Linked DNA regions of Homo sapiens: all the other regions are linked to region 1. The links are chromatin loops, found by intact Hi-C in ENCODE. Cell type or tissue: heart right ventricle. All regions are shown on one strand. Each heading gives the region's core, and the rest is flanking DNA. Links, peaks and the distances in the headings are about the cores only. Region 1 has its middle 11 kb from the start of BHLHA9. Region 2 holds the start of WDR81 (WD repeat domain 81). Region 3 has its middle 53 kb from the start of TRARG1.

What was found. Peaks named below come from ENCODE experiments on the same cell type or tissue, not always from the same donor. Only the 100,000 strongest peaks of a DNase experiment are listed, where the experiment ranks them.
Region 2: a loop joins it to region 1, with 4 times the contacts of the local background. A loop is called at or near these places in 3 of 110 quality-filtered maps.
Region 3: it touches region 1 in a loop (12-fold over the local background); 59 of 110 quality-filtered maps call a loop at or near these places.

The regions. Positions count from the first base shown.
Region 1 is chr17:1,254,661-1,265,091 of GRCh38, reverse strand. No RefSeq gene overlaps it. Among named protein-coding and RNA genes, the nearest start is that of BHLHA9, 11 kb to the left of the region's middle. RefSeq lists a silencer at 1,102-1,277. In heart right ventricle, for the core only: CTCF peaks have their summits at 5,613 and 5,816 (motif pointing left); DNase peaks (open chromatin) are centred at 5,361 and 5,811; H3K4me3 peaks cover 1,347 bases; H3K27ac peaks cover 611 bases.
Region 2 is chr17:1,717,363-1,726,558 of GRCh38, reverse strand. It overlaps WDR81 (WD repeat domain 81), which reads right to left and starts at 1,855. Exons shown (of 10, transcript NM_001163809.2): 1 at 1-1,855. The coding sequence starts at 1,599. RefSeq lists an enhancer at 1,792-2,292. In heart right ventricle, for the core only: CTCF peaks have their summits at 5,377 and 5,582 (motif pointing left); DNase peaks (open chromatin) are centred at 3,328 and 5,568; H3K27ac peaks cover 3,141 bases.
Region 3 is chr17:1,327,034-1,337,464 of GRCh38, reverse strand. No RefSeq gene overlaps it. Among named protein-coding and RNA genes, the nearest start is that of TRARG1, 53 kb to the right of the region's middle. In heart right ventricle, for the core only: CTCF peaks have their summits at 4,531 and 4,730 (motif pointing right); DNase peaks (open chromatin) are centred at 4,724 and 5,524.

The DNA of each region.
Region 1 (10,431 bases), core at 3,419-7,418:
TCTGTCGCCCAGGCTGGAGTGCGGTGGCATGATCTTGGCTCACTGCAACCACGACCTTTCAGGTTCAAGCGATTCTCCCGCCTCAGCCTCCCAAGTAGCTGGGATTATAGGTGCTTGCCACTATGCCTGGCTAATTTTTGTAGTTTTAGTAGAGAGGGGGTTTCACCATGTTGGGCAGGCTGGTCTCAAACTCCTGACCTCAGGTGATCCGCCTGCCTCAGCCTCCCATCAAGTGCTGGGATTACAGGCGTGAGCCACCGCACCTGGCTGATGCTTCACTTGTTTGAGCCTCCGTTTCCTTGTCTGTAAAATGAGGTATGCAATGGTACTGCTTCATCAGGTGATCCGCCTGCCTCGGCCTCCCAAAGTGCTGGGATTACAGGCGTGAGCCACCGCGCCTGGCTGATGCTTCACTTGTTTGAGCCTCTGTTTCCTTGTCTGTAAAATGAGGTATGCAGTGGTACTGCTTTGTCAGGTTTGTTGTAGGATTAAATGAAAGACCGTGTTTTTACGCTGTCAGTACAGGGCCTGGCTCCTAGAAGGAACTCTGTGAATATTAACTTTCTCTTCTTCCTACCCTCTGCTCCTTTCCCCAGCCAGCTTGGCCACTGCAGCTGTAAATCATCCAGATAAACAAGAGCATTCTCCTCCCTCCCACCCCAGTACCAAACTGCTCATCACCTCCACCCACTAATGACCTGGCGATTGGCTTCTCGTTAAAGAAATGACAAAGAGGCCTCTGTGCTTTTAGCTGGGGTCTAATCAGGCTTAGCTCCGTCCCAGAGTCAGTGTGGAGTAGGAATTCCAGGTCCAGGGCGGTGTGGGGAGGGCGGGTGGTGGTGGGTAGGTGGGTGCTGGCTTGGTGTGGACAGCGAGCTCTGCCTCCCGGGCCCAGGGCTGCTGAAGGCCAGGAACTCTCAGGAAAGAGCTCTGTTATTGGGAGGAAAAACAGGGTTCCTACCTGCTGCCCAGGAGGCTGAGAGCCATGTGTGGGCTCAAGAGATCTTTGCTACCCTCCTGAGGTTGGGCTTTCTCATCTGTTTGAGAAGAATTATAGGCCGGGCACGGTGGCTCACGCCTGTAATCCCAGCACTTCGGGAGGCCGAGGAGGGCAGATCACCTGAAGTCAGGAGTTCAAGACCAGTCAGGCCAACATGGTGAAACCCCGTCTCTACTAAAAATACAAAAATTAGCCGGGCGCGGTGGCTCACGCCTGTAATCCCAGCACTTTGGGAGGCTGAGGAGGGCAGATCACCTGAAGTCAGGAGTTCAAGACCAGGCTGGCCAACAAGGTGAAACCTCGTCTCTACTAAAAATACAAAAATTAGCCGGGCCTGGTGGCGTGCACCTGTAATCCCAGCAACTTGGGAGACTGAGGCAGACAGGCATTACCTGCTTGAACCTGGGAGGCAGAGGTTGCAGTGAGCCGAAATCTCACCACTGCACTCCAGCCTGAGTGACAGAGACTCCATCTCAAAAAAAAACACCAAAAACGAAAAAAGATAATACTTCCCTTGTGGATTTGGTGTGAGGAAACAGCGAGAGAAACCAACAGTAGACTTCTGGTTGGGTGCGGTGGCTCCTGCCTGTCATCCCAGCACTTTGGGAGGCCAAGGCAGGAGGATTGCTTCAGGCCAGGAGTTTCAGACCAGCCTGGGCAACATAGCAAGACCCCGTCTCTAAAAAAAAAAAAAAATTAGCTGGGCATGGTGGTGCGTGCCTGTGATCCCAGCTAGAGCCCGAGAAGTCGAGGCTTCAGTGAGCCATGATTGAGCCACTGCATTCCAGCCTGGGTCACAGCGAGACCCTGCCTCAAAAAAAAAAAAAAAAGTATATTTCTAACACTGTGTAGGTGTCAATAAATGGCATCCATTACTACATTCCTATTGCTGCTATTATTATTGCTTTAATTATTATTGTCATCCTTGGAACCCAGTTACCAATCTTTCCGGCTCCCTTTGGTGACCTGTTCACCCTGCCTCCAGTGATGTGTAATGCCACATATCTACCAAGCCACCTCCAACCATTTCTGGGTAATGCCTGTCTGCCTGGGCAATCTTGCAGTCTCGTTTTTCATTTTCAGAATTCTGTTGGGTGTTCTTGGCCCTTTACACTTCCACAGGAATTTGATTATCCTTTCGCCTGGTCTATAACTCTTCTTCTGTGATTCTTTCATACCTCTTCTCCGTATTTTCTTTTCTTTTTTTTTTTTTTTATGAGACGGAGTCTCGCTCTGTCCCCCAGGCTGGAGTGCAGTGGCGCGATCTCAGCTCACTGCAAGCTCCGCCTTCCGGGTTCACGACATTCTCCTGCCTCAGCCTCCCGAGTAGCTGGGACTACAGGTGCCCGCCACCACCCCCGCCTAATTTTTAAAAATATTTTTAGTAGAGACGGGGTTTCACCATGTTAGCCATGATGGTCTCAATCTCCAGACCTTGTGATCTGCCCGCCTCGGCCTCCCAAAGTGCTGGGATTACAGGCTTGAGCCACTGCACCCGGCCTTTTTCCGTATTTTCTTGCTTGCTTTTTTTTTTTCCCCCTGAGACGGAGTCTCGCTGTCGCCCAGGCTGGAGTGCGGTGGCAAGATCTCAGCTCACTGCAATTTCTGCCTCCCAGGTTCAAGCAATTATCCTGCCTCAGCCTCCCAAGTAGCTGGGATTACAGGCATGTGCCACCACACCCGGCTAATTTTTGTATTTTTAGTAGACACGGGGTTTTACCACGTTGGCCAGGCTGGTCTCGAACTCCCGACCTTGTGATCCACCCACCTCGGCCTCCCAAAGTGCTGGGATTACAGGCGTGAGCCACCGTGCCTGACCCATATTTTCTTTCTCAAGGTGGCTTCCCTCATAGTGGCAAAAGGGCTGCAGGAGCTCTGGGACTCACGTGCATCCTCCATCATGAACAAGAGGAGAAGGGAACCACCCAGGAAGGTCGCTCCTAAAACCCTGACTCACAGACACTGAACTAACACATGTTTATGGTTGTCTTAAAGCAGTCGGTTTTGAGGTCACCTGTTCTTCACAAGACGTAATGAATGCAGCAGTTCAGGCTTTCCTGCAGTCGACTGAGTTCTCTGGTAACTGTGAGCAGGACTGATGCGTGCCACCTGCAGGCCCACCCATACGAACTTCCCACCCGAACCTCTGCAGCCTCCATGCCCGGTCCTCTTGGCCTCAGGTCCCCTAGGCCAGCCATGGGGGCCACAAGCTGAAGACGGCAGAGGTACAAGAGGAAGAAGTCTGGGGCCCTCAATCATGGCTGGGGGATTGCTGCCCAGGAATACCACCTGACCAGAGACACCACATGAATGATTCCATGAGCAGGAAATAAATCTTCATGTTTAAGCCACTGAGATTTGGGGATTTATCCATTACAGTACCTAAAGTCACCTTAAACTAATACTCTTTCTTTTTTTTTTTTTTTTTTTTTTGAGTCGGCGTCTTGCTCTGTGGCCCAGGCTGGAGTGCAGTGTCGAGATCCCGGTTCACTGCAACCTCCGCCTCCCGGGTTCAAGTGATTCTCCTGCCTCAGCTTCCTGAGTAACTGGGATTACAGTCATACGCTACCACACCTGGCTCATTTTTGTATTTTTAGGAGGGACAGGGTTTCACCATGTTGGTCAAGCTGGTCTCGAACTCCTGACCTCGTGATCCTCCCACCTCGGCCTCCCAAAGTGCTGGGATTATAGGCATGAGCCACTGCGCCCGGCCTAATACTCTTTCATACAGAATTTTTTTTCCCCCAGGCTGGATTGTAATGGCGTGATCTCGGTCACTGCAACCTCCACCTCCCCGGTTCAAGCGATTCTCCTGCCTCAGCCTCCCAAGTAGCTGGGACTACAGGCGTATGCCACCATGCCCAGCTAATTTTTGTATTTTTGGTAGAGATGGGTTTTCACCATGTTGCCCAGGCTGGTCTCAAACTCCTGACCTCAAGTGATCTGCCTGCCTCAGCCTCCCAAAGTGCTGGGACTACAGGCGTGAGCCACCTCACCCAGCCTCATATAGAACTTTAGAGAGAATTTTTAAAGCACTTTCATAAACTCCCTTTAAATTGGATCCTCCTAACTCCTTGTGAGGTAGATAGGGCAGAATGCTCTTTTATCAGTGAGGAGAACTGAGGCTCAGAGAGGCTAAGACGCTTGCTCAACGTCACACAGCTCATGGGTGGAGCAGGAAGACAGCGAAGCAGGTGGTAGGATAACCTAGTCCAAGCAGGTTAAGCTTGGAGGACAGAGACGAGGTGTATGATTCCTGAACCCACTACTTATTAATCAAGGGAACTTGGGCAAGTCGATCACTTCTCTTTTCATTTCTCCATCTGCAAAATGGGAACCGTAAGGACTAACTTTCAGAGCTGCCTGGGGAGGTTCGGGAGAGAATATATATACACACAAGATTCCTGGCACCCAATAGGCATTCAGTAACTATTTGGAGAGTTGATACAGCGTTTAGCACAGCTGGGCACACAGTCTCTCCATTGCCTTAGCCATGCGTATTATTACGTTTATATTTTATTTACATAGGAACATGTTACGGTTGATCACGCTCCAGACTGTCATTTCAACAAGGCCCTGAGAACTTGGGAGCCCCTCAGGCCTCCTGGAACCCGTCCGGGCTCCCCCAGACATGCCCAGCCCCCGCGCAGCATGCGGCCCGCCCCCCCCATAAATCAGGCCCCGCGACCTGTAATTAACAAGCCGCGGTCCCCATCCCAGGGGCTTCCTGCGCCCCCCCCCCGCCTCTCCAGGAGTGGGGCGGGGGCGGGGAGCTGGGGGGTCCCTCCACCGCCCCTGATTTATGGGCCTCTGTGTGAAGGAGATTTATGAGCTAAGACCGGGGCCGGGACGCGTCGGGAGGCGCCCCAGGGGAGGGACTCGGGGGTCGCCGCCGCCTGAATCCCGCCGCAAGTGGGGGTCGCGGGAGGGGCCGAGGCTGCGGACCCCGCTCCTGGCGCTTCCCTCGGCTCCAGCCTCCCAGGGTCGGGCTCTGAGCTGGGGCGCCCGCGTTGGGGGATTCTTCACGGTCCTTGTTATCCGTCGCCCCGTTTTCAGATGAGAAAACTGAGTCTCAGTAAGTTTCCCCTGACTGCAAAGCTTCCGTTCTCAATTACTTTATTTATTTAATTTTTTTTTTTTGAGGCGGAGTCTCGCTCGGTCTCCAGGCTGGAGTGCAGCGGCGCGATCTCGGCTCACTGCAAGCGCCGCCTCCCGGGTTCACGCCGTTCTCCTGCCTCAGCCTCCCCCGAGCAGCTGGGACTGCAGGCGCCCGTCACCACGCCGGGCTAATTTATTTTTGTATTTTATTTTTGTAGAGATGGGGGTGGGGTGGGTCTCATTTTGTGGGCCAGGCAGGTCTCGAACTCCGCCCGCCTCGCTTGGCAAAGCGCCGGGACTACAGGCTGAACCGCGTGCCCGGCGGGAACTGGGCTCCTCTCTTTGGCATCTCTCCCCACTCACTCCTTTTCTGTCCCTTTTGATCGGCTCCTCTTCTTCCGACAATCCCTTAAAGGTCAAATGTCTCCTTTCAGCTGCAGCTTCTCTCCCGACGTTCAGAGCCGTGTTCCCGTGTCCGGGTGACCGTTCCGCAGACATCTCCACCCAGTTCCCACACTCTGCTCCCTGGCTCCCCGGCTCCCCACCGGGGTGAACGAGCAAAGGAACAAAACCATCGCCCACCCTCCCACCGCCTCCCGCCATCATTGTGGCGGACTCAGAAGGGAACTTTTTATTCCTAGACTCCAAACCTTAGCAACTTTGGAAAGAGAAACGTGGGGCGTGAAGAACAAAAGTGGAACCCCGGCGCCCTCTTCTGGTCAGAAAGTGGAACTCCAGGCCGGGCGCGGTGGCTCACACCTGTAATCCCAGCACTTTGGGAGGCCTGGGCGGGCGGATCTCTTGAGGTCAGGAGTTCGAGACCAGCCTGGCCAACATGGCGAAATCCCGTCGCTACCAAAATACAAAAATTAGCCGGGCGTGGTGGCGGGCGCCTGTAATCCCAGCCACTTGGGAGGCTGAGCCAGGAGAATCGCTTGAACCTGGGAGGTGGAGGTTGCAGTGAGCCCAGATCACGTCACTGCACTCCAGCCTGGGCGACAGAGCAAGACTCCATCGTCTCAAAAAAAAAAGAAAAAAGTTGAACCCCATGAAGCGCTCAGTTCAGGCCTCTTGTTGGGCTAAGGCCCTGCTGCTTGGTGCTGTCCACCTGGGGCTGCCCCTGCAAAAGCTGAAGTTTTATGTCTTGTCATCTGTGCTGGGAGAGGAAGCTGCTCTTTTGCGCTGGTCAGGTTCTTCCTGCACTTCTCTTGGAGGACCTTCAGGTCTTCATCATGTACAACCCGCAGTTTCATTGCACGTAGCCCACCTCTCCTGTCTCAGAGGAAAAATTGATACCATCAGATGCGAACCCTCAGCTTCCTGCCTGGGCCCACAAAGAGATCTGTCTGCACCCATTTGCACGTCCTGCTGTCTGAAGATAACCCTGCTGCTGGGGCGGTGGGGGAAGCATCTCCACTCCCACCCTCACAGAAGGTACACTTTGAGCCGCTAGCTATTATTCCCTCTCTCCAGTTGCTTTTTGATCTTTCATGGGTTTTTGGGGGGTGTTTTTTTGTTTTTTGTTTTTGCTTTTTGAGACAGGGTCTTATTCTGTCACTGAGGCTGGGAGGCAGTAGCATAATCACAGCTCACTGCAGCCTCGACCTCCTGGGCTCAAGCAATCCTTCCACCTCAGCCTCCCGAGCAGCTGGGATTGCAGGCATGCGCCACCAAGCCCGGCTAATTTTTTGTATTTTCAGTAGAGATGGGATTTCACCATGTTGGCCAAGTTGGTCTCGAACTTCTGACCTCGTGATCCACCCACCTCCGCCTCCCAAAGTGCTGGGATTACAGACGTGAGTCGCCGCGACCGGCCACCCATTTTTTGTGCTTTAATGAACGTTATTTTTTAGAATGATTTTAGATGTACAGAAAAACTAGGCCGAGCGAGTGGCTCCTGCCTGTAATCTCAGCACTTTGGGAGCCTGAGGTGGGTGGATCACTGGAGGTCAGGAGTTTGAAACCAGCCTGGCGAACATGGTGAAACCCCGTCTTTACTAAAAATACAAAAAGTAGCCAGATGTGGTGGCACACACCTGTAATCCCAGCTACTTGGGAGGCTGAGGCAGGAGAATCGCATAAATCCAGGAGGTGGAGGTTGCAGTCAGTGGAGACTGTGTCATTGCAATCCAGCCTGGGGGACAAGAGTGAAACTTTGCCTCAAAAGAGAAAGAAAGAAAAAAAAAAGATGTACAGAAAAACTGAGAAGCGAATACCAAGAGTCCCCCATGTATCCTGAACCCATTTCCTTGTTATTAACATATCACATTACTGTAGTACATTTATTACAATTAACGAATCAATATTGTCATATCATTATTATTAAGAAACCCTGTCTCTACGAAAAATTAAAAAATTAGCTGGGGGTGGTGGTATGCATCTGTAGTCCCAGCTACTCAGGAGGTTGAGGTGGGAGGATCCCTTGAGCCCAGGAGTTTGAGGCTGCAGTAAGCAAAGATCACGTCACTGCACTCTAGCCTGGGCGACAAAGCGAGACCCAGTCTCTAAAAAGTAGAAATAGGCCGCACGCGGTGGCTCATGCCTGTAATCCCAGCACTTTGGGAGGCCGAGGCGGGTGGATCACCTGAGGTCAGGAGTTCAAGACCAGCCTGACCAACATGGCAAAAACCCGTCTCTGCTAAAAATACAAAATTCGCCGGGTTCGGTGGTGCATTCCTGTAATCCCAGCTACTTGGGAGGCTGAGGCAGGAGAATTGCTTGAACCTGGGAGGTGGAGGTTGCAGTGAGCCAAGATCGTGCCACTGCACTCCAGCCTGGATGACAGAGCAAGACTCCATCAAAAAAAAAAAAAAAAAAAGTAGAATTAAAAAAGGGGTTTCAGGCCTACAAGGAGTCAGAAAAATTTCCCTCATGTGCATGAAATTGAGGCAGGTGAACATGATCAAAGAGATCAGAACTGCCTCAGAGATAGGAGTCTGGCAGGTGAGGGAAAGGAAGAAGGAAGTGCTGGGCAGCCGGGGAAGCTTGGCGAGGGGTGGACTGGTGAGCATGGGGCGTCAGCCTTTGTCCCCCGACCCCCACCCGCACACATACAGCCGGATGGGCCCCGGCTCTGTGGCCTCCAACTCTCACCCTTGAAGCTGCTGCAGTGAGCGCCGGAGAAAGAAGCCAGGAAGGAAACTGCTCCCACCCAGCACCTCCACCCGCCAGGAGCTGGCCGGTGTGGTTTCCATTTCTGCTTGTTTTCCTGGCGTCCACCCTCCGTTCTCTCACTAAAGTGATCTCTCTTGGCCGGGTGCGGTGGCTCACGCCTGTAATCCCAGCAATTTTGGGAGGCTGAGGCGGGTGGATCACCTGAGGTCAGGAGTTCAAGACCAGCCTGACCAACATGGTGAAACCCCATATCTACTAAAAATACAAAAAGTAGCCGGGCATGGTGGTGGGCACCTGTAGCCCCAGCTACTCAGGAGGCTGAGGCAGGAGAATCGCTTGAACCCGGGAGGCGGAGCTTGCAGTGAGCTGAGATCGTGCCATTGCACTCCAGCCTGGGCGACAGAGTGAGACCCTGTCCAAAAAAAAAAAAAAAAAAAAAAAAAACAACTCCCTTTTCTGTTGGAGCATCTCCATTCCTTTGTCCTCAGCACTTCGAATGGGATTGGCTTATGCCTGTCGGAGACTCCCCTCTTGGCCACAGCACATGGTTCAGGGACAGGCAGTTGCCAGTCAGAGCCAGTAAGATACCCAGAGAATTTTGCTGGAGCTGCCAGGAATGAAATACCTCCTGCTTGTGTGGAAATTGACTGAATAGACTCACACCTGCTGGACATACATGAGCATGGCTCTAGCTCTGGGAAATGACTGTCCATCGAGCAACCGTGAAGACGGGAGCAGGTTGGAGAATGGAGCTATTTGCAACAAGAAAAGAGAGCCGGGAAATGTGTTAAGAGAAAAACCAGGCTCTTGGTTACATTGTTTGAACGCTAGATCTCACCACGCCTAAAGATCTATCCCAAAACTCTTCAGTTACATGGGCCAAAATACCCTCTTTATTATTGAAGCAGTGTATTGACCTGTTACTTAAGCCGTTGTTTGCAATGTGAGGAGTCTGAAGGAATACGGATGGTCAGAGTCCATTTAATGTGTATATCTTGATTGTAAGGCTTGATCTTTTTTTTTCTTTCTTTGTTTCTTTTTTTTTGGAGGTGGAGTCTTGCTCTGTCGCCCAAACCCAGGCTGGAGTGCAGTGGAGCCATCTTGGCTCAATGCAACCTCTGCCTCCCAGGTTCAAGCGATTCTCCCGCCTCAGCCCCCTGAGTAGCTGGGATTACAGGTACCCGCCACCATACCCAGCTAATTTTTGTGTTTTTAGTAGAGATGGGATTTCACCGTGTTAGCGCTTTTTCTTTCTTTTTGAGACAGGATCTGACTCTGCTGCCCAGGCTAGAGTGCAATGGTGTGATCACGGCTGTCACCTCTGCCTCCTGGCTCAAAGCAGCCCTCCCGCCTCAGCCTCATGAGTAGTTGGGACTGCAGACGCCTGCCACCACGCCTGGCTAATTTTTGTGTGTTTTGTAAAGACAGAGCTCACCATGTTGCCCAGGCTGGTCTTGAACTCCTGGGCTCAAGCAATCCCCTCACTTTGGCCTCCCAAAGTGCTGGGATTACAGGCGTGACGCACCACGCGTCCCCCCACCCCGCCTTAATCTTTATAAGGACCATGAGGTGCTTGGAAGATGCAGAGATAAACAAGGTGGAATTCTGTCGTTAAAGAGCCCCTTCTTAGTCAAAAGAAGGAGAGGAAGAATGGCTTGAACTTGAACTCTGCCTCTTTTGAAATGCAAATATCCCCAATTAGTGATGACACAGATTCTACAAAATCAATTAATAGACATATCCTTGGCAGCCCAGCTGTGAAAGCCTGTCTCAGGTCACTGCTGGAGAGGCTGCTGATACAAAAAATTGACATTTGATACTTTTGCTCTAAAGATTTGGGATTGAGTAAGTCAATGCGTTCATCAATGAAATAGCAGCCTTTGAAAAACGCACCGTCGTGGCTGGGTGCGGTGGCTCACGCCTGTAATCCCAGCACTTTGGGAGGCCAAAGTGGGCAGATCACGAGGTCAGGAGATCGAGACCGTCCTGGCTAACATGGTGAAATCCCGTCTCTACTAAAAATACAAAAAATTAGCTGGGCGTGGTGGCGGGCGCCTTTAGTCCCAGCTACTCGGGAGGCTGAGGCAGGAGAATGGCATGACTCAGGAGGCGGAGATTGCAGTGAGCCGAGATCGTGCCACTGCACTCTGGCCTGGGCGACAGAGCAAGACTCGTCTCAAAAAAAAAAAAAAAAAAAAAAAAAAAGAAAACCATCATTA
Region 2 (9,196 bases), core at 3,186-7,185, 460 kb before region 1:
CTCCAGCAGGGCTCGGTGGGCAGCTACGAACTCCTGGCTGGAGCTGCACCAGGCTGGCACATCCAGGTCAGGCATGTCGGGGTGGATGGAGCGGAAGATAGAGGGATCGGTGTAGAACTCCGGAATGCACTCATCCGGGGTCCAGTTCTGCATCCGCTCCATGCTGGCCGGATACTCATGGGGCTCCCACTGCGCGCGGACGTGTCCGCAGAGCACCGACCGAGGCGTGCGCCGAGCCTTGTACACATAGTACGTGATGTCGGAGAGCACGTCTGAGATGTGGTGGGGAACATGAGGGGGTTCCCCGCCGCCCGCCCCGCCTGCTACGAATGCCTGCCGTGTCATCTCATACGTGAAGTCCAGTTGCTTATCCCCCTTGTTGAGGCGGAACTTGGACTTGCGCAGGTCTCGGAAGCGCCCATGGGGCGTAGTGAAGTCCACCACCCAGGGCAGCACGGGGTGGTAGTTGGGGTCCCCCTGCCGCCGACCTGCCAACCGATTCAGCTGCATGAGGTAGTGGAAGTTGCTGATGCGGCCGTGGACCCAATCTAGCACGAGGCTCCGAAGTTCCTCCTGGCCAGTGGGTTGCCCAGGTTGCCCTCCCTGCTCCTCTTGAGACACAATGCCCGCCTCATCCCTTGCCACAGGGGCCTCCTCATTCTCGTCCTCCTCGGGCCTCTCATAAGCACTCAGGTCCAGTCGCAGCTCGCTGCAAAGCTTCTCATCCACTGCGATGTGATACAAAGACAGGGCCCCACACGCCAGCCCCTGGCGGTGACAGGCGTCCATAGCCCTCAGCACGCGGAAGAGAATGAACAGCACCTTGGCCTGGCTGTTGGTCAGCTTGGCAGGGCTGAAGGTGACCACGTCATGTAGGGAGAACTGTACGTAAGGGTGTACCACATACAGCATCTCCGGCGACTCCAGCAAGGCCTCAGCCCGTAAAAGACTAGGGCAAGCAGGGCTGCCCCGAGGGGGGCAGGGGCCTTCTCTGGCATATGAAGGGCATTGGGTAGTTTCACCCACTGGCAGGAAGGAGCAACCATAGACCCTCTGCAGAGCCTGCCGTACTGAGTCCAAGGCAGGGACAGCTGAGGGGGCAGGGCTGTGACTGTACGGCTGGCCGTAAGTGTGGTATGCATGGCGCCACAGGTTGCGATAATTCTGGGCGGCAACCTCCTGCATGAAGCGAGTGAGGGTCTCAGGGCCGCAGGACCCGTCCTCAAAGGGCAGGCCCCCGCCCAGAGGGTAGGACAGTCTCCGCTTCCGCAGCCCATGCACCTCCACGCGCGTCCAGCCGGCAGGCAGCCTTTGCACAGAGCGCTGCAGGAGAGTCCTGACTTCCGCTTCTCCCAGGCCCTCTGCGCGGGGACAGGGTCCCAGGGGCAGCCGGCGATCGCGGAGGCTGGCCAGCCAGCGCGCAGGCACTAGGGCCACCACGTGGGTGCCCCCCGGGGCCGGAGCCAGCTGCCTGGGATCGATGCTCAGGTCCCTCTCCACGCTCCGGAGCAGCTCCTGCATGTCTGGGCTTGGCGGGGAATGCCAGCCCCCGGCCGGGGTTCTGAGAGCGCCTTCCCGCCCCCCGCTGCCCTGGGCCATCTCCTCCAGGCCGCCCGGGGGCAGCGCGGGGCTGAGCCCAGCCACGGCCCTGCTGGCGACGGCTTCCGGGGTGCCAGGCCGGCGGGGCTGGGATGGGCGCGGGACAGGGGCTGGGGCGGAGGCGGCCGCAGGAAGCCGGCGGCGGCGAAGAGGCGGACGGGGGGCGCGCTTACCCCTCCGCGGGTCCTGCGCTCCGGGCGCGGCGGGGCAGAGGCTGCCGGGCGCGAGCACCGGGCTCCACCGTGACGGGTCAGCTGACGCGGGTCACGTGATCGCCCCAGCACGGAAACAAGCGCACGTGGCTCCAGAGGCCCGGGCGGGACCCCGCTTCCTGCCCGGCGGCCTCCCCGCCCTCCCTCCCGCTGCTCCGCTCTGGCTCGGTCTGGGCTCCGCTTCCTCCCGGGGCTGAAAGGGTCTCCAGCCAGCTCCAGCCGGGCCCGGCGGAGGGCGATGCCTACCGCCCCACCCCTCCCTACTCCCTCCAGCACGCACCAGCGCGCGGGTCCCGGAGGCTGTTCCCAGAGATGCCAGCCTCTTAGTTAAGTGCGGACCGCACAACCAGGGGCAGAACTGGGACTTCTGTTGTGTCTATTTTTGAGACGGAGTCTTGCTCTGTCGCCCAGGCTGGAGTGCAGTGGCGCGATCTCGGCTCACCGCAACCTCTGCCTCCCGGGTTCAAGCGATTCTCTTGCCTCGGCCTCCCGAGTAGCTGGGACGTCAGGAGCGCGCCACCACGCCCGGCTAATTTTTGTATTTTTTAGTAGAGATGGGGTTTCGCCTTGTTGGCCAGGCTGATCTCGAACTCCTGGCCTCGTGATCCACCCGTCTCGGCCTCCCAAGGTGCTGGGATGACAGGCGTGAGCCACCGCGCCCGGCCAGAACTGGGACTTTTGACATGGAATCCCCCCGGCGCCTCCATGCCACCTTCCATAGGAAGGAGCTTTTTAACTTTCCTAAGTACTTCAACAGTCACATTCCATTTGGCCCTCGCAACACACTCTGTGAGGTAGGGAGGACAGTTATTACTGTTTATATTTTACAAGTGATAACCAACAACCGCCAGAGAGGCTTGTCCGCCTGGCGGAATGGAGACTTAGAAACTGGTGCCAGCCTTCTTTCTGCCCAGGAGCACTGCCTCCTGACAGCCCTCTCACGGCTTTTTAAAAAACAAAACTGGCCGGGTGCAGTGGCTCACGCCTGTAATCCCAGCACTTTGGGAGGCTGAGGCAGCTGGATCACGAGGTCAGGAGATCGAGACCATCCTGGCTAACACGGTGAAACCCCGTCTCTACTAAAAACACAAAAAATTACCTGGCCGTGGTGGGGGGCGCCTGTAGTCCCAGCTACTTGGGAAGCTGAGGCAGGAGAATGGCATGAACCCAGGAGGCAGAGCTTGCAGTGAGCCGAGATGGCGCCACTGTACTCCAACCTGGGCAACAGAGCGAGACTCCGTCAAAAAGAATAAATAAATAAATAAATAAATAAATAAATAAATAAATAAAAATAAATAAATAAAAATAAAACCAAATAAATAAATAAAAATAAATAAATAAAATAAAATAAAAATAAAACGAAACCCTGGGCTGTCTGAGGGAGAGAAGTGGCCCAGGCCCAGAGGCCTGGTGTTTTGGGGGAAGAAATGTTCCCCCAAGACTTCCTGTTGAAGATTGGCCTCTGCGGTACCACAGAGCCTGCCAGCTGTGGTCAGAGCCTCCAGATGTCACTGTGGCTGGGGGAAGGGTGCGGCACAGGATATGGAATAGAAACCAGACAGCCGGCACCAAAGCAACATGATTCCTCAAGGGGTCTTAGTTCTGACTCATCTGCAGGACAGATAGACCATTGTCTACAGTGAAACCACTGGCCCTGTTTCTTTTGTCTCCCTCTTAGGAGAGAGTTTGCCTCTTGAAGGAGTTTGGTGTACAGGTGTGAGGGTCCCATAAAGACACTTAGGAAAACTAGGCCTTGGCCGGTCACGGTGGTTCACACCTGTAATCCCAGCACTTTGGGAGGCCAAGGTGGGCGGATCATGAGGTCAGGAGTTCAAGACCAGCCCGGCCAACTTGGGGAAACTCCATCTCTACTAAAAACACAAAAAAATTAGCCGGGTGTGGCAGCGGGTGCCTGTAATCCCAGCTACTCAGGAGGCTGAGGCAGGAGAATCGCTTGAACCTGGGAGGCGGAGGTTGCAGTGAGCTGAGATCACACCACTGCACTCCAGCCTGGGTGGCAGAGTGAGACTCCGTCTCAAAAAAAAAAAAAAAGAAAGAAAGAAAAGAAAAGAAAACTAGGCCTGATAGGAGAGAAAATAGGAGGGCCGGGTGCGGTGGCTCATGCCTGTAACCCAGCACTTTGGGAGGCTGAGATGGGCAGATCACCTGAGGTCAGGAGTTCAAGACCAGCCTGACCAACATGGAGAAACCCCATCTCTACTAAAATACAAAAATTAGCCAGGTGTGGTGGCGGACGCCTCTAATTCCAGCTACTTGGGAGGCTGAGGCAGGAGAATCGCTTGAACCCAGGAGGCAGAGGTTGCAGTGAGCCAAGATAGCGCCACTGCACTCCAGCCTGGGCAACAGAGTGAGACTCCATCTCAAAAAAAAAAAAAAAAAGAGAGAGAAAACAGGAATGTCTCAGCCATGATCTGATTTCATCTGTCTCCTCTTCCTTGAAGGGTAGCTGGAGCCTCTCATGTGCTTGGTCATATGATCCTGGGCAGTAGTAACTTACAACAAACTTGTATGGAGCATTACCAGGAGCTAGTCATCTGTTAAGCATTTTGCATACCCTGTTTTGTGTAATCCTCACCACCCCTTTTAAGAAGATTTTTTTTTTTAAGACAGAGTTTCGCTCTTGTTGCCCAGGCTGGAGTGCAATGGCGCGATCTCAGCTCACCGCAATCTCCGCCTCCCGGGTTCAAGCGATTCTCCTGCCTCAGCCTCCCTAGTAGCTGGGATTACAGTCATGTGCCACCATGCCCGGCTAATTTTTGTATTTTAGTAGAGACAGGGTTTCTCCATGTTGGTCAGGCTGGTCTCAAACTCCCGACCTCAGGTGATCTGCCTGCCTTGGCCTTCCAAAGTGCTGGGATTACAGGTGTGAGCCACCGTGCCCGGCCTGATTTTTTTTTTTTTTTTTAAGACAGAGTCTCACTCTGTTGCCCAGGCTAGAATGCAGTAGTGTGATCTTGGCTCCCTGCAGCCTCGACCTTCCAGGCTCAGGTGAACTTCCCACCTCAGCCTCCTGAGTAGCTGGGACTACAGGAATGTGCCACCACATCCAGCTAATTTTTTGTATTTTTGTAGTAACCAGGTTTTGCCATGTTTCCCAGGCTGGTCTTGAACTCCTGGGCTCAAGCAATCGGCCCATCTCGGCCTCTCAAAATGCTGGGATTACAGGTGTGAGCCATGGTGCCCGAGTGATTTTTTATTTATTTTTTTTGACACAGGGTCTCACTCTGTCACCCAGGCTGCAGTGCAGTGATTTGTCACAGCTGACTGCAGCCTCGACCTCCCCAGGCTCAGGTGATCCTCCCACCTCAGCCTCCCGAGTAGTTGAGACTACAGGCAGCGTCACCAAGCCCAGCTAATTTTTTTTTTCGAGACAAAGTTTCGCTCTTGTTGCCCAGGCTGGAGTGCAATGGCACCATCTTGACTCACCACAACCTCCGCCTCCCGGGTTCAAGTGATTCTCCTGCCTCAGCATCCCGAGTAGCTGGGATTATAGGTGCCTGCTACCACGCCTAGCTAAATTTTATATTTTTAGTAGAGCTGGGATTACAGTCGTGAGCCACAGTGCCCAGCCCCAACTTTGATATAAATACCTGAAATCAGAGGATATGTTTTGATGGTTAGAAGGTAGTGCTTGCTTCTTAGTACCAATAGAGCTGGCTGGGTCCACCTGTTCTTTGCGCTGGTCTCAGTTTACCTAGATTGAGCAGGTACTACTTTTTCTGTCTGCAAGTCTGTGTGTGCCCTGCCCTCTAGCGGTACTGGGGTTACACTGCAGCAGTGACCTTGAGTGTACCTAATTTTACCTCTTGAAATTCTCCTTTCCTCCCGAGAATAGAGATGTCCTAGCAATATTGGGAACTGGCGCACTGGGATTCCTGGGGCCTCAAACCCTGGCCCAATCTGAGCCCTAGGGCAGTAGTTTTCAAATTTTAGGGCATAATTCTTTTTTTTTTTTTTTTCTTGATACGGAGTCTGACTCTGTCGCCCAGGCTGGAGTGCTGTGGCACGATCTCGGCTCACTGCAACCTTCACCGCCCAGGTTCAAGCAATTCTCCTGCCTCAGCCTCCCGAGTACCTGGGATTACAGGCGCCTGGCTAACTTTTGTATTTTTAGTAGAGATGGGGTTTCACCATGTTGGCCAGGCTGGTCTCAAATTCCTGACCTCAGATGATCCGCCCGCCTCCGCCTCCCAAAGTGCTGGAATTACAGGCGTGAGCCACCATGCCCGGCCCTTTAGGGCATAATTCTAATTCAGGAGTCTGGAGTGAGATACAGCTATCTAAATGTTTAACAAGTACGCGAGGTAATTCTGATGCAGCAACCTTCAGGCTATGTCTTGAGAAGTAACGTCTGTAACAGCTCTCTTCCGGAATTTCCCTCTCACTGCCCCCAGTAAGCGTGTTCCCTGAATCCCAATGCAAGCACCTTTGGGCTCTGGGGAATCTCAGACCAAATTAGCCGCTCCCCTTGGCCAGCCTCAGTATTGGGTTTCCGGGAGGTCATGTCTTGGATAGTCAGGGACAGAGGCTGCAGCTGCCCCACCAGTCAGCCCATGTTGAGCGGGGTCAGCTCTTGCTAATCCGGCAGGGAGAAAAGTAGTGCACCAGCTGCGGACCAGTGTGGCAGGTACTATGCTAGGTGTTTTCTAATTAAATCTACGCTAGGTGTTTTCTAATTAAATCTACGCTAGGTGTTTTCTAATTAAATCTATGCTAGGTGTTTTCTAATTAAATTTGTTTTTCGTTTTTTTCTGAGATGGAGTCACATTCTGTCACCTAGGCTGGAGTGCAGTGGCGCCATCTTGGCTCACTGCAACCTCTGCCTCGGCCTCCTGAGTAGCTGGGACCACAGATACCACCACACCTGGCTAATGTTTTGTATTTTGGGTAGAGCTAGAGTTTCATCATGTTGCCCAGGCTGGTCTCGAACTCCTGAGCTCAAGCAATCTGCCTGCCTCAGCCTCCCAAAGTGCTACAATTACAGGTGTGAGCCACCTCGCCAGGCCATTTTTTAATTTTTTTTTTTTTTAAAGAGGGTCTTGCCACGTTGCCCAGGCTGGTCTTGAACTCTTGGGCTCAAAGTGATCCACCTGCTTCGGCCTCCCAAAGTGCTGGGATTACAGGTATGAGCCACTGTGCCTGGCCACATTTTTAATTTTTTTTTTTTTTTCTTTTTTTGAGACGGAGTCTTGCTCTGTCACCCAGGCTGGAGTGCAGTGGCCCAATCTTGGCTCACTGCAAAGCTCCGCCTCCTGGGTTCACGCCACTCTCCTGCCTCAGCCTCCCAAGTAGCTGGGCACTACAGGCGCCCGCCACCACGCCCGGCTAATTGTTTGTATGTTTATTAGAGACGGGGTTTCACAGTGTTAGCCAGGATGTTCTCCATCTCCTGACCTCGTGATCCGCCTGCCTCAGCCTCCCAAAGTGCTGGGATTACAGGCATGAGCCACCGCGCCCGGGCACATTTTTAACTTTTAAAATATTTTTAAATGTTGAAATCCCTACAACAAGGCTTGAATTCCTTATTCACCGTATGTTGTAGATGAGGGGAAATTATCGGTAACAAGTTCACAGCTAGTAAGAGCTGGAATTTGAATCTAAGTGTGCCTAACACAGTAGTTCTCAGTTGGAGGAGATTTTGGCCCCTAGGAGACATTTGGTAACGTCTGGAGATACTTTTGGTTGTCAAAACTGGGAGCTGGGGGTGGGTGGGTGTTGCCACTGACATCTAGGACAGAGGCCAGGGACCACGTGGATGTCCTATTGTGCACCCGGTAGCCCTCCCACAAGAAATTATTCTACTTAAAATGCCAGTGGGTGCTGAGGTGGCGAAACCCTGGACTCGAAGCCTGTGCTTTTGACCTAGGGGGTGGGGTCAGTGTTCAGAACAAAATGGAAAAGGGTCACCCCAAGGGCCGTGAGTGGGAAAGGGATGGGATTTCTATGCTCAGGATAATGGAGAATAGGGGCCACTGGTGAGGCTTCACTTCCTTCCATGCTTGGCCAGGGCCCTGCTCAATTTCTCCACGCCTTGCCAAGTCAGTCCTAGGACTTCACACTAAGCTTGTCCTGGAGTGACCCTGACTCCCAACTCAGGATCGAGGCAAAATATTTACCTGGGTCTTCCCAGCACTTCCCAGCCAAAGACGCTGGCTTCTGGGGCCAACGTGTCCCACCTGCAGTCCTTGAGCAATTAGGACCCTTGCTATGGGGGGTGGCCATGTGGGCAGGGCACCGCCAAAAGCCAAAAATGGAGCGGCCCAGGGACCAGGTGGCAGCTGAGAACAGTTAGAAGTGGAGTGAATGCGGCCGGGCGCGGTGGCTCACACGCCTATAATCCTAGCACTTTGGGAGACCGAGGCGGGTGGATCACCTGAGGTGAGGAGTTCGAGACCAGCCTGGCCCACATGGCAAAACACCATCTCTACTAAAAATACAAAAATTAGCTGGGAGTGGTAGCGCACGCCTGTAATCCCAGCTACTCAGGAGGCTGAAGGAGGAGAATCGCTTGAACCCGGGAGGTGGAGGTTGCAGTGAGCCGAGATCGCGCCACTGCACTCCAGCCTGGGCAACAGAGCGAGACTCTGTCTCAAAAACAGAAAAAAAAAAAATAAATAAGGAGGTGGAGTAAATGGGCAAAAGCAGGAGGATCCCATCAGCAGACACCTGTCCATGGAGGAATAGGGCAACTTGAGTAGGAAGTAGGGGGCGGCTGGCCTGAGAAGCAGCGTTCTGAACCCCAAGTTTGCTTCCCATAGCCATTCCTCCTCCCCAGGCTTGGTCCTCGGGTTCACTGTACCCTCCCCAGCGCCAGCCACCATTCTGGACCTCCCCAGTACTGGCCTTCCCCTAGACCAGGGAGGGTCTAGACCACAGAGTCTGAATTTACTGTGCTAACAGGAAATACCTCTCTTTCCAAGCCCAGAGCCTCTGAAGAACTAAGGAGCAGAGCGGGGTTGGGGTTGGGGGAGACAGTCTTGGAGTGATGGGGGAAAAGAAAGATCATACAATCACATCCCCCACGTTCTTTCCTTCACCACCCATGGGAGTGGATAAGGGGATGGAGGAGGGTAAGCAAGGAGGAGGATGTGGTAACAGCTGATTCGTCCCCAGAGGTCACACTTTCCAACAATCAGCTGTTACTGGGGCGCAAGGCAGGAAGTTTCCTTAAAGGCGCAATGTCCTGAACGCAGGCTCAGAATTTTGGAGCTCCAAGTGAACCTTATCAATTACCTGATGGAGTGCGTATTTAACAGAAGGAAGGATCTCACCCTCCAGCCTCATCATTCCTGCTTAGTTACCCTCAGCCCCTATTTGGAGCTGAAGGAAAAGGCATGGATTTCAGTCCACATGTTCCTCTTTGG
Region 3 (10,431 bases), core at 2,798-6,797, 73 kb before region 1:
TATTTAACTTTTTTGGAAACTATCCAGTAGTTTTACAAGGTGGTACCATTTGACGTTTTCACCAGTGCATATGAACGCTCCCATTCCTCCACATCATCTCCAGCACTCAGCATAGTCCGGCATTGACATCTTGCCTCTCCGATAGGTTTATGGTGGTATCTTGCACTTTTAATGCCTATTTTCTAGTGACTAGGAATTGATATTGACCATCTTGTTATGTGCCATTTGCCATCTCTATATTTTCTTTTTCTTTTTTTTTTTTTTTTTTGAGACGGAATCTCGCTCTGTTGCCCAGCCTGGAGTGCAGTGGTGCGATCTCGGCTCACTGCAACCTCCGCCTCCTGGGTTCAAGCGATTTTCCTGCCTCAGCCTCCCAAGTAGCTGGGACTACAGGAGCGCACCACCACGCCCGGCTAATTTTTTCTATTTTTAGTACAGATGGGGTTTCACCGCGTTAGCCAGGTTGGTCTCGATCTCCTGACCTCGTGATCCGCCCGCCTCGGCCTCCCAAAGTGCTGGGATTACAGGCGTGAGCCACCGCGCCCGGCCTGTTTGGGCCTTCTTTAACTTAAGTAATGTTTTGTGCTGTTCAGTGTGTACAGGTCTGTCAATGATTGTCTCACATCTTCCCCTGAGCATTTAATAATGTTTGATGGGACTGCAAATGCTTGCTTTTTACATTTCAAAGCTTTCTTTTGATTGCTCGTTGCTACTTTAAAGAAATATAATTTATTTTTGTCTATTAATATTTTAGTCTGCAACCCTGCTAAACGGACGTATTAGTTCTAGTGGGCTGCTTTCTTTTGCTTGTAAATTCCTTCAGGTTTTCTACATAATCATGTCTATGAATCTATACAGTTTTAATTCTTTTATGCGTTTATCTTGCCCACTTGCACTGGCTGGAACCACTAGTACAACTTGTGTGTGTGTGTGTGTGTGTGGTTTTTGTTTCTTTGTTTTGAGGCGGATTCTCACGCTGTTATTCAGGCTGGAGTGCAGTGGCACAATCTCAGCTCCTGCAACCTCTGCCTCCCCGGTTAAAGTGATCCTCCCACGTCAGCCTCTCGAGTAGCTGGGACTACATGCGTGCCACCAGGCCCAGCTAATTTTTGTATTTTTTGTAGAGACGGAGTTTCTCCACGTTGAGATGGAGTTTCTCCCAGGCTAGTCTCGAACTCCTGGGCTGAAACGATCCTCCCGCCTCAGTCTCCCAAAGTGTTGAGATTACAGGCACAAGCCACTGTGCCTGGCCCTGATTCTTTTTAAAATTTGTTTTTCTGGGCTGGACATGGGTGCTCAAGGCGGGTGGATCACCTGCCTCAGCCTCCTGAGTAGCTGGGACTACAGGTGCACACCACCATGCCCGGCTAATTTTTGTATTTTATTAGAGACGGGGTTTCACCATATTGGCCAGACTGGTCTCGAACTCTTTTTTTTTTTTTTTTTTTTTTTTTTTTTTTGAGACGGAGTCTCGCTGTCTCCCAGGCTGGAGTGCAGTGGCGCGATCTCGGCGCACTGCAGCCTCCGGCTCCCAGGTTCAATAGATTCTCCTGCCTCAGCCTCGCTAGTAGCTGCGACTGCAGGCGTGTGCCACCACACCTGGCTAATTTTTCTATTTTTAGTAGAGATGGGGTTTCACCAGATTAGCTAGGCTGGTCTTAAACTCCTGACCTCACCTCAAGTGACCCACCCACCTTGGCCTCCCAACGTGTGGGGATTACAGGTGTGAGCCACTGCACCCGGCCAAGTGTTCTCTTTTCACCATATCTAAGCCAACATTTATTGCTTTTTGACTTTTAAATTACAACCATTCTTGTAGGAGTAAGGTGGTCTCTCCTTCTGGTAATTTAATTTGCATTTCCTTGATGATTAGTGATTTTGAGCATTTTTTTCATATGTGTTGCCTGTTTGTGTATCTTCTTCTAGAAATATCTATTCATGTCCTTTGCCCACTTTTTTTGTTTGTTTGAGATGGAGTTTCACTCTTGTTGCCCAGGCTGGAGTGCAGTGGCGCAATCTGGGCTCACTGCAACCTCCACCTCCTGGGTTCAAGCGATTCTCCCACCTCAGCCTCCCGAGTAGCTGAGATTACAGGTGCCCGCCACCACAGCTGGATAATTTTGTGTTTCTAGTAGAGACAGGGTTTCATCATGTTGTCCAGGCTGGTCTCGAACTCCTGACCTCAGGTGACCCACCTGCCTTGGTCTCCCAAAGTGCTGGGATTACAGGTGACAGCCCCTGTGCCCAGCCGTTCTTGGCGTCTTGAACAAGGAACTGGACAAAACGCACAAAGCAAGCAAGGGAGCAGTGAGGGATTTATTGGAAATGAAAGCACACTCCACAGTGTGGGGGCAGCCCGGGCACAGGGGCTCAGAGGCCGCCTTGCAGAGTTTTTGTGAGTTTGAATACCCTCTACTTGGGGTACGCCGTATGTGAAAGGAGAGGAGGTAGGAAAGTTACAAAGTCATTTACTTGGCTTACGCCCCACGGAGGGGATGTTTCCTGTCATAGCTGAAGTGTGAATGTGCCTTATGTTCCCTGACTCCAGACCCTATTTTCCTGCCTCAAAAAGACCAACATGGCCCCATACGAGTTTCTAATCTCGGTGCTCGAGGGAATTAAGGCAGATACTCAGGTTAGTATGATACAAGGCAGAATATGATTAGTGAGATGAGGTGCAGTCATAACACGTAACATTGTATATGGATAACAGATCTATAGTAACTTACACAGTATTTTTTCATGTATTATCTGTTTTTTGGCTTCATAATAATCTTTTGGTTAAGATAGAAATTATCAGTCTCATTTTACAAAATTAAGTATTGAGACGCTTGTCGAAGGTGAAGTGGGTGTGAAATGATGCGGAATAGATTTAAATCCAGGTCATCAGGTCATCAGTCTCCCGAGTCCAGTGTGTTCTTGGTGAGACCATTCTGCTTTCCTTGCTGGTGCTTCTGCTTCACACAGTGGCACTGCCTGTCACCCAGTATTTCCGTTTTAACAGCACGACTGTCTTTTGTCTTTTTTTTTTTGTTGTTGAGACGGAGTCTTGCTCTGCCGCCCAGGTTTGAGTGCAATGACATGATCTCAGCTCACTGCGACCTCCACCTCCCGGGTTCAAGCGATTCTCCTGTCTCAGCGTCCCAAGGAGCTGGGATTACAGGTGCCCGCCACCATGCCCGGCTAATTTTTGTATTTTTAGTAGAGATGGGGTTTCACCATATTGGCCAGACTGGTCTTGAACTCCTGACCTCGTGACCCCGGGCCAATGCGCCCGGCCTCTTTTGTCTTACTGTAGTATTTGTGCAGCTAACTTGAATTTTAAGTATTTTGGGCCAGGCATGGTGGCTCACGCCTGTAATCCCAGCACTTTGGGAAGTGCTGCTTGAGCTCAGGAGGTCAAGACCAACTTAGGCAACATGGAGAAACACTGTCTCTATAAAAAATACCAAAAATTAGTCAGGTGTGGTGGCGGGCGCCCGTAGTCCCAGCTACTTGTGGGGCTGAGGCAGGAGGATCACTTGAACCTGGGAGGTTGAGGAGGCTGCAGTGAGCCGAGACTGTGCCACTGCACTCCAGCCCGGGTGACAAAGTGAGACCCTGTCTTAAAAACAAAAAAAAAAAAAAAAAGAAACTTGTTGGCTCGATTTCAGTGTTCTTCAGACTTTGGTTGGTTGACTGCATGTACTATTGCGAGGGAAAAACATTCCATTTCAATAGCTTTCCCACCCCATGTGCCAGATGCTAAATTGCTTCCACTTGGAGAAAATACTTCTACTTGGAGAAAATGAAGATATCAGGGATAATAGACAAAGGAAAAGTAAGATCCTTTGTTTGTTTGTTTCAGAATGTTGAGTTATTTGGGTGAAAAACAGTAAATAGTTAGGCCCCAAATAGAGAGGCATTAATATTTATCTATTTTAAATAGATATCATTTTTAGGGGGAAATGAAAAGGATTACACACTCTGTTCATTCAAAACTGTGAAGTGGCTCAAGTTATGTATTTTCAGTATCACTATGGTCTGTCACTTAATCTGATTTTGTATTCTCTGCCAAAAATGTTTTTAAATTTTCTGTTTTGTCCTGGGTCATATAAAAGTGGGTCTGGAGCAAAGAACGGAAGGACTGAACTATTTTTGAAAGAACGTGACCACCTTTGAAAGCAGGTGTTATTGAATATATGTGTGTTATGTGGTTTTCCATGTTTATTAATTCATTGACTTGTGTAGCAAATGTTTTATGTTTTCATAGAAAGTGCTTTATCCATGCAAATTCATTTTATTCTCCTAATGACTTTTTTCATTAGAAAAGGAATTGCAGGGCCGGGCACGGTGGCTCACACCTGTAATCCCAGCACTTTGGGAGGCCGAGGCGGGCGGATCACGAGGTCAGGGGTTCGAGACCAGCCTGGCTAACACGGTGAAACCCCGTCTCTACTAAAAATTCAAAAAATTAGCCAGGCTTGGTGGGGGGTCGCCTGTAGTCCCAGCTACTCAGGAGGCTGAGGCAGGAGAATCACTTGAACCCGGGAAGCGGACGTTGCAGTGAACCGATATCGCACCACAGCACTCCAGCCTGAGGGACAGAGTGAGACTCCGTCTCAGTCAGTCAATCAATCAATCAATCAAAGCTGTTGAAATCAGAACACAGAAGGGTCAAGACTTGTTGAGTGCTCCCCGCGTTGGAGCCAGCTGTTGGTGTGTCTGAATCTGTTGATGTGACTGATTCCCACAAGGGGGCGCTCTCTCCTAGGGTGTGTGTAGCTTGCGGCATTCACAGGTTCGGTACTGCTTTTTGTGTTTGGTAGAAGACCACCATAAAAAGTATTTTGCATTGCATCCAAAATTATATGAACACATTCTTGGGGAACACAGTCATTTTTAACGGATAGCATCTTCTAGTAGCACAAAATAAAGATGAGATGGCACTGTGTTTTTTATTGCCTCAAGAAGAAGCGGTTAGAAATGCAGTTTACTTTGAAAAGATGATTTGATGCTGAAACGAGTGAACCATTTCATTACTCCGTAACACGTGTAGTAAAACTCTTCTAGTGGCCGGGCGCGGTGGCTCACGCCCATAATCCCAGCACTTTGGGAGGCCGAGGTGGGCGGATCACCTGAGGTCAGGAGATGGAGACCAGCCTGGCCAACATGGCAAAACCCTGTCTCTACTAAAAATACAAAAATTAGCCGGGCGTGGTGGCGGGCACCTGTAATCCCAGCTACTCAGGAGGATGAGGCAGGAGAATCGTTTGAACCCGGGAGGCGGAGGTTGCAGTGAGCTGAGATCACGCTACTGCATTCCACCCTGAGCAACAGAGCGAGACTCCATCTCAAAAAACAAAAACAAAAACAAAAAACAATCGTTTCCCCAAAAGTGGCAAGTTTTTACTAAATGAATATGGCAGTTTGTGTTTTTCACCCTGGAACACGCCCTTGCGTCCTCTCTGTTTCCTGTTCTATCCTCTGTTGCGTGCTCTACTGGCTGGGGCCCCGTTGTTTTCAACCTGACTCCATGGCAGCCACCTCTGAGCCAGTGCCCTGCCTCTCATGTAACCCCTCTCAACCTACCCTGCACAGAGCTGCCTCCTTATCTTCCTCAGCAGCTTACAACTTGTCATCACTCTCTTCAAGGACACGGTGCAGCTCCCTGTTGTTTGTGACCGTGTGTGGTGGTACCCATGAGATGTCTGACCAGCCCTTTGCTTCATACGTTAGACCCAAAACACACAACAGCATGGTGGCTCACACCTGTTTTTGTTTGTTTGTTTGTTTGTTTTTGAGACAGAGTCTTGCTCTGTCGCCCAGGCTGGAGTGCAGTGGCGCGATCTCAGCTCACTGCAAGCTCTGCCTCCCAGGTTCACGCGATTTTCCTGCCTCAGCCTCCCGAATAGTTGGGACTACAGGTGCCTGCCACCACGCCCAGCTAATTTTTGTATTTTTAGTAGAGACGGGGTTTCACCGTGTCAGCCAGGATGGTCTCGATCTCCTGACCTTGTGATCTGCCTGCTTCAGCCTCCCAAAGTGCTGGGATTACAGGCCTGAGCCACCGCACCCGGCCTGGAGTTTTGCTCTTGTTGCCCAGGCTGGAGTTCAATGGCATGATCTCAGCTCACTGCAACCTCCACCTCCCGGGTTCAAGCGATTCTCCTGCCTCAGCCTCCCGAGTAGCTGGGATTACAGGCATGCACCACCACGCCCAGCTAATTTTGTATTTTTAGTAGAGACAGGGTTTCACCATGTTGGCCAGGCTGGTCTTGAACTCCTGACTTCAGGTGGTCCTCCTGCCTTGGCCTCCCAAAGTGCTGGGATTACAGGCATGAGCCACTGCACCCGGCCGGCTCATATCTGTTATTCCAGCACTTTGGGAGGCCAAGGCAGAGGGGTTACTTGAGCCCAGGAGTTCAAGACCAGCCTGGCCAACATAGCAAGACCCTGTCTCTTAAAACACACACACTAACCAAATACTTGGAGACATGGCAGGGAACGGCATACACTGGGGCCCGTCGGGGAGAGGGGCAGGGGAGGGAGAGCATCCGGAAGAATAACTAATAGATCCTGGGCTTAATACCCAGGGGATGGATTGATCTATGCAGCAAACCACCATGGCACATGTTTACCCATGTAACAAACCTGCACCTCCTGCACAGGTACCCCAGAACTTACACACACACACACACACACACACACACACACACACCCCAATACAATTGTGTTCACTTACTGAGGTAATGGTACTTGCTTTTTTTTTGGTTTGAGACAGAGTCTCACTCTGTCATCCAGGCTGGAGTGCATTGGTGCGATCTCGGCTCACTGCATGCAACCTCCGCCTCCCGGGTTTAAGCGATTCCCCCTGCCTCAGCCTCCCGAGTAGCTGGGATTACAGGTGCCTGCCACCACACCAGGCTCACTTTTATATTTTTAGTAGAGAGGGGGTTTCGCCATGTTGGCCAGGCTGGTCTCGAACTCCTGAGCTCAGGTGATGTGTCTGCCTTGGCCTCCCAAAGTGCCGGGATTACAGCTGTGAGCCACTTTGCCCAGCTGAATCGGATACTATTAGGCTATAAGAAAGTCACTAAATTACTCGAGTTTCGTTTTTTTATCTGCACAATGGGCTGTAGCAACTTTGCGAACTTGTAGAGACAACATCAAATAAAGGATCACCAGGGTACAAAATTCCTCAGAATGTTCTCAAGAAATAATGTGGGGGCCCGGGCAGTTTTCCACTAGACTGCCAGTCCCCGGAGAGCTGGGGGGCATGTGCTGTTCATCTCTGTATCATGTGCATGAACTTTATGCAGAAACTGTCATGTCACTCCTGAATTAGGCTCAACCCATCTCGGAGCCCCTATCCTACTGGGCTACCAAAAGTGAAATCAATCTTAGTCATACTGAGTCTCCTTCCCTTTGCCTCTTGCGTTATGCAGAGTTCCCAAGAGTCTTTCACCGTCCGGGCATTTGAGGAAAACACTCAAATCCACACTGGACCCCCCTGAGATGCTGCCAACTGAGCCACGTAATCCCTTGAAGCTGCCAGTGTCTGAGAGAGGTCTCTGCTAAGGATGCCCTGGGTTTTTGGTGGGCCGCATCCCACCGGTCAAGGGGCTGGCACTCCCAGGGGAACTGTGAGGGAGGGGACATAGGCGGGAGCAGTCACAGGTTGGCACCAGTGGCCTGTCCTCCCCACCACTCCCTAGTCTCCGGGGAAGCTCTATGGAGTTCCCTCTGCCTCCCAACGTCCTGCCCTCCCACCCCATGCCGGAGTTGCTTCTCCTCTCTCGGTGGGGATGGGAAGGCAAAGGAAGGAGAGGCTGACCCCCTCATAACTCACCCCGGGGCAGTGGCCTCAGCATCTGGCACACTGTCTGCATTAAGTGGTTGCTGAGTGACTGGGGAAAGGAATACAAGCAAACGCTGTCGGGTTTTAACACCAATTTGCTTGTGTGCATGAGCTCAGGACCCAAAGCCCATCTTCAGAGGTGGTCCTGAGTCACCTCCTGCTGACCCCATAGAGCCGGAGCGGGCACCTCTGCAGCTCCGTGGACTAACCCTCTTCCTTAGAACTGTGGGGTACTGGGTCAGAGTCCTTCCAGCTGTCTCTGTGGGGTACTGGGTCAGAGTCCTTCCAGTGGTCTCTGTGGGGTACTGGGTCAGAGTCCTTCTAGCAATCTCTGTGGAGTACCGAGTCAGAGTCCTTCTAGCGGTCTCTGTGGGGTACTGGCTTAGAGTCCTTCCAGTGGGCCCTCTGAGGTACTGGGTCAGAGTCCTTCCAGCAGTCTCTGTGGTGTACTTGGTCAGGGTCCTTCCAGTGGTCTCTGTCGGGTACTGGGTCAGAGTCCTTCCAGTGGGCCCTCTGGAGTACTGGGTCAGAGTCCTTCCCATGGTTTCTGTGGGGTACTGGGTCAGAGTCCTTCCAGCAGTCTCTGTGGGGTACCGGGCCAGAGTCCTTCCAGTGGTCCCTGTGGGGTACTGGGTCAGAGTCCTTCCAGTGGTCTCTGTGGGGTACTGGGTCAGAGTCCTTCCAGTGTTTCTCTGTGGGATACTGGATCAGAGTCCTTCCAGCGGTCTCTGTGGGGTACTGGGTCAGAGTCCTTCTGGCTGTCTCTGTGGGGTACTGGCTCAGAGTCCTTCCAGCTATCTCTGTGGGGTACAGGGTCAGAGTCCTTCTGGCTATCTCTGTGGGGTACTGGGTCAGAGTCCTTCCAGGGTTTCTCTGTGGGGTACTGGATCAGAGTCCTTCCAGCGGTCTCTGTGGGGTACTGGCTCAGAGTCCTTCCGGCTATCTATGTGGGGTACAGGGTCAGAGTCCTTCCGGCTATCTCTGTGGGATACCGGGTCAGAGTCCTTCCAGTGTTTCTCTGTGGGGTACTGGATCAGAGTCCTTCCAGCAGTCTCTGTGGGGTACTGGCTCAGAGTCCTTCCGGCTGTCTCTGTGGGGTACTGGCTCAGAGTCCTTCCGGCTGTCTCTGTGGGGTACTGGGTCAGAGACCCGTGCCAGGCCACTTCCTCCTTGTTTTAAAACCTATGGGAGGGACTGCATAACGGGTATGGTGATTTCTTTTGGAATCATGAGGTGTTTTCAAACCACGTAGAAGTGGTAGTTACACAAATGGGAATGTACTCAATGCCACTGAATTGTGCCATTTATTTATTTACTTTTTGAGACGGATTCTTACTCCGTCGTCCAGGCTGGAGGGCAATGGTGTGATCTCGGCTCACTGCAACCTCCGCCTCCCAGGTTCAAGGGATTCTCCTGCCTCACCCTCCCTAGTAGTTGGGACTACAGGCACCCACCACCACGCCCAGCTAATTTTTGTATTTTTAGTAGAGACGGGGTTTTGCCACGTTGGCCAGGCTGGTCTCGAACTCCTGACCTCAGGTGATCCACCCTCCTCGGCCTCTTGGCCTCCCAAAGTACTGGGATTACAGGCGTGAGCCACCGCACCCAGCCAGAATTGTACACTTTAAAAAGAAAACAAAGACAAAAACTATCTTTCTTAGTTTAAGCTACTATAACAAATTACCATAGACTGGGTAGTTTGAACAACCTATATTTCCCACCGTTCTGGAGGCTGGGAAGTCTGAGGTGAAGGTGCAGGCAGACCCAGCGTCGGCCGAGGGTCCTGGTTTGCAGATGGACACTCCGTCCCCACCTGGCAGACAGCAGAGACAGAGAGACAGAGCAAGCCTCGTGTCTCTGTTTTTTGAGACGGAGTCTTGCTCTATCCCCCAGGCTGGAGTGCAGTGGCGTGATCTCGGCTCACTGCAAGCTCCGTCTCCCGGGTTCAGGCCATTCTCCTGTCTCAGCCTCCCAAGTAGCTGGGACTATGGGCTCCCACCCCACACCCGGCTAATTTTTTGGTATTTTTAGTAGAGACGGGGTTTCACCGTGTTAGTCGGGATGGTCTCGATCTCCTGACCTCATGATCCACCCACCTTGGCCTCCCAAAGTGCTGGGATTACAGGCGTGAGCCACCGCGCCAGGCCCCCTATATCTCTTCTTAAAAGGTCACTAAGCTTGGCCAGGTGCGGTGGCTCACGCCTATAATCCCAGCACTTTGGGAGCCCGAGGTGGGTGGATCACCTGAGTTTGGGAGTTTGAGACCAACCTGACCAACATGGAGAAACCCTGTCTCTACTAAAAATACAAAATTAGCCGGGTGTGGTGGCGGGCGCCTGTAATCCCAGCTACTCGGGGGGCTGAGGCAGAAGAATCGCTTGAACCCAGGAGGCAGAAGTTGTGGTGAGCCAAGATCACACCACTGCACTCCAGCCTGGGCAACAAGAGCAAAACTCCATCTCCAGAAAGAAAAAACAAAAACAGCCACTAATGTCATTCATGAAGGCTCTGCCTGCCTGACCGAATCATCTCTCAAAGCCCCACATCCTAATACCATCACATTGGAGGTTCAGATGTCCACATATGAATTT